Linked DNA regions of Homo sapiens: region 1 is linked to region 2. Evidence: chromatin contacts called from ENCODE Hi-C or POLR2A ChIA-PET data. All regions are on one chromosome and are shown on one strand. The core of a region is the stretch at or near the end of the contact, and the rest is flanking DNA. Distances in the headings are between cores, read along the strand shown. Region 1 holds the start of CNTN3 (contactin 3). Region 2 overlaps CNTN3 (contactin 3).

Region 1 (3,065 bases), core at 68-2,567, 150 kb after region 2:
ATGAGCTGGGGTTTCTGACCTCCCTCCTGCACATCACGCCCTCCTTGTCTGTTGCTTTTTCTAGCTCTGTTTCCCTGCATCTTGGGTTGAGGTTAGCAGACTGGCTACCCCTTTCCCAGAGCTCTGTTCCCCTTTCTTTGCCTCTGAAAGGAGGTTTGCTGTCCTTACCGTAGCGGACACCGTTTGTTATTAAATAATACCTCTGGACACATCTCCTTGTTGTAAATCAATAAGCAAATGCAATACAGGGAAAGACATACGGATTGGAGAGTTGTACGGAGCTTTGCACAAGCAGAGCCCAGAAGCTGTTCGTTCATTTCACGCGACCAGAAAAAATTCCTGATGGTGCTATGACCCCGGTGCCCGGTTGGCACTTCCTGGTTTTCTGTTTCTGCTATTCTGTTACCTGCTTGGTTAGCTTTGCAGGCTCCTCAGAGAACACAGAAACAGCTGAAACCAGGGTCCGAGCTCAGGAAACCTGGACTACAGCGCAGCAGGGTAAACCTGACAAATAAACGCGACGGGGAACTCCGTCCCAAGCTGCTGATCTGTGAGTAGAAAGAAAATGCAGCTTAGAAAACTTGATCGCTAATGAAAGAATCGGCCACCCTAGCTTTCTCAGACCTGGGAATCTGGGCCTGGGGGGTGGTTCCAGCAAAGAGGTATCACATTCCCACATTCTGCATCATGCACCTGGAATTGTTCCTCAGCATCCCTAGGAGTCACAACTTTTTTCCCCCAACTTTAACTGGTCAAATCCACTGCGCGAAGGGCAAGCCCAAGGGACCTACCACTCAATTTTCAGCGCTCCAGCTGGGGATGCAGCCTTCCCAACCCGAAACCAATCCTCGCCCCAGAAGGGGAAAAATAATCTCCCCAGAGCAAGTCCGATGAGAGAAGCATCTTTTATTCTCGACCCGTCAGGTGCATTTCCCTGCAAACAAACTTCGGGGCTGAGGAGCCATGAAGCCAGGGCGTAAAGTTTGCCCTGGCAGGTGGCTCATCCCTGTGGCCCGGCCGGCGCCAGGAGTCGGGCATCCCGGACTTACCTGGTCTCTGCAGCTCGCCAGACGCCCGCCCCGACGGCCCACTCGCCGCCGCCGCCGCCGCCGCCGCCGCCGCCACCGCCGCCGCCGCAGTTAGTCCGGGCCCGGGGGGCCGCCGTGCGCGCCCGCGTAAGCCGCCGCCGCCGCAGGCGCAGCACCCTCGTCCGCACGGTTCCCGGCCCAGTCCACGGCGCCAGCCCGCCCGCCGCTGCCACCGCCGCCGCCGCCAAGCGCCAGGCTGCTGTGGCTGCTGCCGGCGCCTAGCGAGCACTGCCCGTGCCTCCGCCACTCCGGCTCCGGCTCCGGCTCCGACGCGGACGCTGGAGGGAGGGGAGACCGGGCGGACTGGAGGGAGGGAGGGGCGGGGAGCGCGGCGGAGCAGCCAACTGGGTCCCGAGCCTCGCGTCTGCGGCGCCCCCAGCGCCTCTGCGCCGGCCGGACCCCGCGCGGCCCTGCGCTCGGCCGCGTGCACCCACGTGTGTCCGGCCTCCGCAGGGCCCTGGGCGGCGGCGCGGGCTGGGCGGCGGTCACCGTGTCACCTCCGGGTGGCCTCGTGCCACGCAGTTAGGGCCCTCGGAACACGGGGTTAAGGCAGGAATTCCACTTCTAGAAAAGCCTCCTGCAGCTGCGCTCCCACAAGTGCGCAAAGATTGCCAATTTTAATATTAAAGCGGATAATTATTAAGGGCTCACTAGGTAGCAGGTCGTGGACTGCGCTAAATCAATTAGTTCATGCAGTCCCCAGAGCAACCTGGATCTATTATTATTCCCGGATTTAGTGATGAGGAAATTGGTTTGCTTAAAGTTTCAATGAGTCAGTTGTGAGAATAATCGCAACTATATTCTGTCAAGGACCCTGTGAAGTAGATCTTACCACCTTTATTTGCCCAAGTATACACACAGTGGTGGGTTGGAGAACCCGGACTTGAATAAGCCTGTTGCAGTCCTGAGCCTTTGCGCTGAACCGCTGGTGACTTACTTCCAGTCAAACCCGTGCAAACACTGCAACTTTAGTTGTACGAAAAACAGTTGGGAACAACCTACCTGTCCTTCATTAGGAGAGTGGCTGATAAAATACAGTGGAGACATACAGCGGCAGAGAGAAAGGTGCATCTACTAGTATTGGCATAAATGACCTCCAAGAGGTATCCTTAGAGGCTGGGCGGAGGTGGGTCACTCCTGTAATCCCAGCACTTTGAGAAGCCAAGACAGGTGGATCTCTTGAGCCCAGGAGTTTGAGACCAGCCTGGGCAACATAGGGAGACTTTGTCTCTGCAAAAAACAAACAAACAAAAAGTTTAAATTAGGTGGGCGTCATGGCACGCACCTGTTGTCCCAACTACTTGAGAGGTTGAGGTGGGAGGAGCACTTGAGGGATCACTCGAGCTCAGGAGGTGGAAGCTGCAGTGAGCCATGATTGTGCCACAGCACTCCAGACCAAAAGACTGAGGGAGACCCTGTCTCTAAATAAATAAAAAAATAAATAAACGGTATTGTTAGGAGAACTTGGGACATGTACTGTTGATCGGCACAGGAAAGTTGGTACCTGTACCGTTTTTGTGCTTACAAGCACTTACACACACACACACACACACACACACACACACACACGCACGCACCCTTTTGTGTGTATGTATCCATATTTATGCATTCACAATTTCTGAAAGGATGTCTAAGGATACTGTTAACAATTGTTAGTCCTAGTGAGTGAGACTGAAATTGGAGCAGAGGAGACTTTATACTTTTCATTTTATAATTCTCTGACATTGTTTTTAAAATGTATCACGTTGTCCCTTCATATTAAATAATCTAGTCACATTTAATTAGACTTGACAGTTTATGGCCCTGTTTCCTCTCCTTGATCCTCTCCCTGTGATTCCTGCAGATGGAATGAAGCAACACCTCATCAAGAGAAGCAACCTGGGCAAACCAGGCCTGGTTTAACTGCACTTTCTCACGTTTGATCATTTTCTCAAGAGATACGTGCGTGGTCCTCTGCAATTCAGAATGAAATCTGAA
Region 2 (3,200 bases), core at 275-2,774:
ATTTATTAAGCAGCCCCCATAATTCTCAACTGAATGTATCATCTGTTACTCCCTGAATAAACTTGGTTATAGAACCCAAGCTAATATATTCTGATTTCTTTTTTGTTGAAATACTTGATGGTATATACAGATATAAAAGCAGAAATGTATAATGACAGTGGTCTGGCATGAGATGGGCAGAAGGATTTAAAGGAAAGAATGTCAGTGGAAGGATATGCTTACAGCTTAAAATCCAGCTGCCAAGCCCCAGAGTGCTTACATCCTGGTCCAGAGGACATTAGTCACAAATATTTAATTAGGAGCTACTAAATCCAGTAGGTGGCATCTGAAAAGTGACTACACAGAAAAAAAATCCATATTATATAGTTATGAGTTTGTGGCATAATATTTTAAAAATCTGTAGCAGTTTTGCACTCCTTCTCCTCCTCCTCCTTTGCTCATGCCATTTATCTATTGCAGAAAATCAGTCATTTGTGCTGTTAAATTAATTACAATATAAAATAGGTTAATGGCATCTCTTTTTAAAATGTCTTTAACTTGTACTTCTATCCCCTAAATGGGCAGTTAGACCTAGAGGTTTAATTAGAGTCAAGTTATTATTCATTAATTGATTTATATTAACAATCATTCATAGTTGGTGCTACACACTTTCTATGGCATCAAATCAAGAGGCACCTAAATTTGGATGTCCACATGACACAACTGTTGAATTTGAAAACAAAATCCACAGGGAAAAGTCATGGTGATTTCTAGCCAAGAGTATATGTACCTTGCTTTAATATTTCTATTACCATTGATCCTGTTCAAATTTGTAAATAAACATTCCCTAAGAACCTTCTGACAATGTCAGTTTCCTATTAAAACTAACTGGATCTTAACTTATAAAAGTGGCTGGTACACAGCAGGCCTGTAAGCTAACTTCCAAAATTATTTTTCACCAGACTTTGTGTTCCATTCCGGGGATACAAAGAATACCAAATGATCCCCCAAGGAGTATTAAGTATCGTGCGGACAGGTAGAAGCAACAACAACAACAAAAAGGTCTTTATCGTTACTATTACACTCACGACTCAGTCAAAGAGTGTGGGGATTGGTACATGATTTAAAACAAAAACAAATAAACAAAAAACCTAGACCATAAAAGGTAAAAACAGAAAATAATGGAAAGGATCCAACTACAGCCTTCAATTAATTAAACAGCACTGAAATGATTTTTCTCTGCTGGTGTCTTCTAATGGAAGAATCTAGAAAGAATGATAAATTGAGGATTGTTTCCATTTCTTCTTATATCTATCCAGAAGTCATTGTACACACAAAAAAATGCATTTCTCCATACAAAGAAAAGTCTGTAGCACAATACATGTCTTTGCTTTTACAGCATCCACCCCTCTATCTGACAACAGCATATTTACTTTCAGAACCCTCCATTGCCCCACCCTGCCAGTGTGTGAGGACACCAGGTCGCAGGGCTGTCCAGGGATAGGCAGGGCTCCTATTTCAAGCTTATGCCTGGGATTTGTGTCTGAACCCTGAAGGAGAAGCAAGTTCCTGTCTCCTGAGACTGCTAAATTCAGATGCTGGCTGACATCCAGGAGGTGGAGGCTGCCCCAGAATGAGGCCAATAGAGAAAAAAGCAGAGATGGAGAGATACCAAGGCCTGAAGGCACCGTTTGAACCCCTGGATCCAGCTAGGACTATAGCCAATTTACCCAAGACTTTTCAGCTGCAGATGCCAAAAATTCCCTGTAGAGCTTAAGCCAGTTCTGCATTGAGTTTCTATTGCTTGTCACTGAAAGAGTCCAAATTAAAGCAAGTGGAACCTGAGCAGACACAAAAAGATGCTGTCAGAAGGAGAGAAACATGGAGAAAATACGTGAGTTTAGTGGGAGGGCAAGTGAGTCACACCAAGAGCAGAGAAAACTTAGGAAGAATTTACAGATGAAGGAGAAAGATAAACATGTTAAGTGGCATAACATTAGTCTTGCTGGACACTTTCTTGCACACGGACTCAGGGCCTATTGAAGACAAAAGGATTTTGAGCTGCTGACAACACCAAAATACAGTGTTAGAAAAACCATGGATAAAATATCAATAACAAAGATGTTCATAGTTCACAGTCAAAAACGGAAGAAAGTATGATAATGAAATTTATATCGATTCCCCAACTATTATGCTGAAAGTATCATTATGCATTAAGAGGCATAACTGTTTTGGTGTTAGAAAAAAACTGGAAAATGTATAATTATATGTCTTCTCATTAATACCTATTCTAATGGGAACTTAAGGCCGAGATGAGTTGTCATGGAGGAAAATGTACCTAAAAATTGTGGGTTGAATGTGACATTTTATTAACAAGTTGTCTACTGGACAACCTGGAGCTAAATGTAGATTTTTAGAAGAGATTTTCAGTGAATGCATTAAAACAAATTTAATAACTTGAGACTGTATTTAACATAAAAATTTTCAACTTGATCATCAAGAGGCTACAATCAAGATATTAGGAATAAAAAAGATACATAAAAGAAATGAATGTACCTATTGATTGTACGTCATTATGTATTAGTATTACTGAGTGCAAAGAAATAAAAACTTAGTGGGAAATTGACAGACAGCAGTTTTAATCACAGTCTGCACATATAAAGAAGATAACTGATTAGTGTTCTCTATGGGAAATTTTTATTAATAACTCTACCAAATTAAATAACCAAAGTGATGATATATTCCATTTTTTAAAACTATATCTTTTGGGATTTTGAAATTAAAGTTCCGAAGTACAATTTATAGCAAATATAATTTTTTTCAAAAAAGATACAAATACAATTTTTTTCAAAAAAGGTATACTATACTCTTGAGTCACATATTCTTCACTTTAACACAGAAAGATTATGGCAGACAAGTCACAAAAGAAAAAAATGATATTGGATATCTTTTGCAAATTAAATCATCCTAAAATGACTAAAAAATAAGAGTTATTTTACCAAATGCAGAATTATGAAAAGATGTAGAGGGAAATATTCTTATCAAAGCTATTTGATTTGAAGTCGTAACTCCAAATCTAACAAAAATGGTGGGGGATGGGGGAAGGAAAAATCCTCCAAAAGAGATCATTACTCTGAAAATTACAGGGTTTCAGGTATGGTTTTAAAGACATTTTCCAACATTTGCAAAATAGAATCACAGCGGTATAATGGATAAGCATT

Evidence for each region. A loop is a pair of places that touch in the nucleus more often than their neighbours do. ChIA-PET counts read pairs that join two places held with the same protein, here RNA polymerase II (POLR2A). Pooled maps may share reads with other maps.
Region 1: a loop to region 2 is called in a map of aorta, with 4 times the contacts of the local background. The contact joins the promoter of CNTN3 here to the enhancer-like site in region 2. A Hi-C loop is called at or near these places in 3 of 168 maps with a recorded cell type or tissue (aorta, ascending aorta and kidney) and 4 of 50 pooled maps. POLR2A ChIA-PET finds 5 or more read pairs at or near these places in 1 of 52 experiments (AG04449).

The regions. Positions count from the first base shown.
Region 1 is chr3:74,613,342-74,616,406 of GRCh38, forward strand. CNTN3 (contactin 3) reads right to left here and starts at 1,318. Exons shown (of 23, transcript NM_020872.3): 1 at 1,050-1,318. LOC105377166 (a long non-coding RNA gene) reads left to right here and starts at 462. Exons shown (of 3, transcript XR_007096257.1): 1 at 462-550; 2 at 2,932-3,065.
Region 2 is chr3:74,464,292-74,467,491 of GRCh38, forward strand. The region is part of intron 4 of CNTN3 (contactin 3); the gene reads right to left. Among named protein-coding and RNA genes, the nearest start is that of CNTN3, 150 kb to the right of the region's middle. Within about 2 kb of position 1,525, at least 2 of the 41 ENCODE cell types and tissues checked have a DNase peak (open chromatin) inside an H3K27ac peak, as active enhancers do; they include ascending aorta, where a contact is called at or near this core.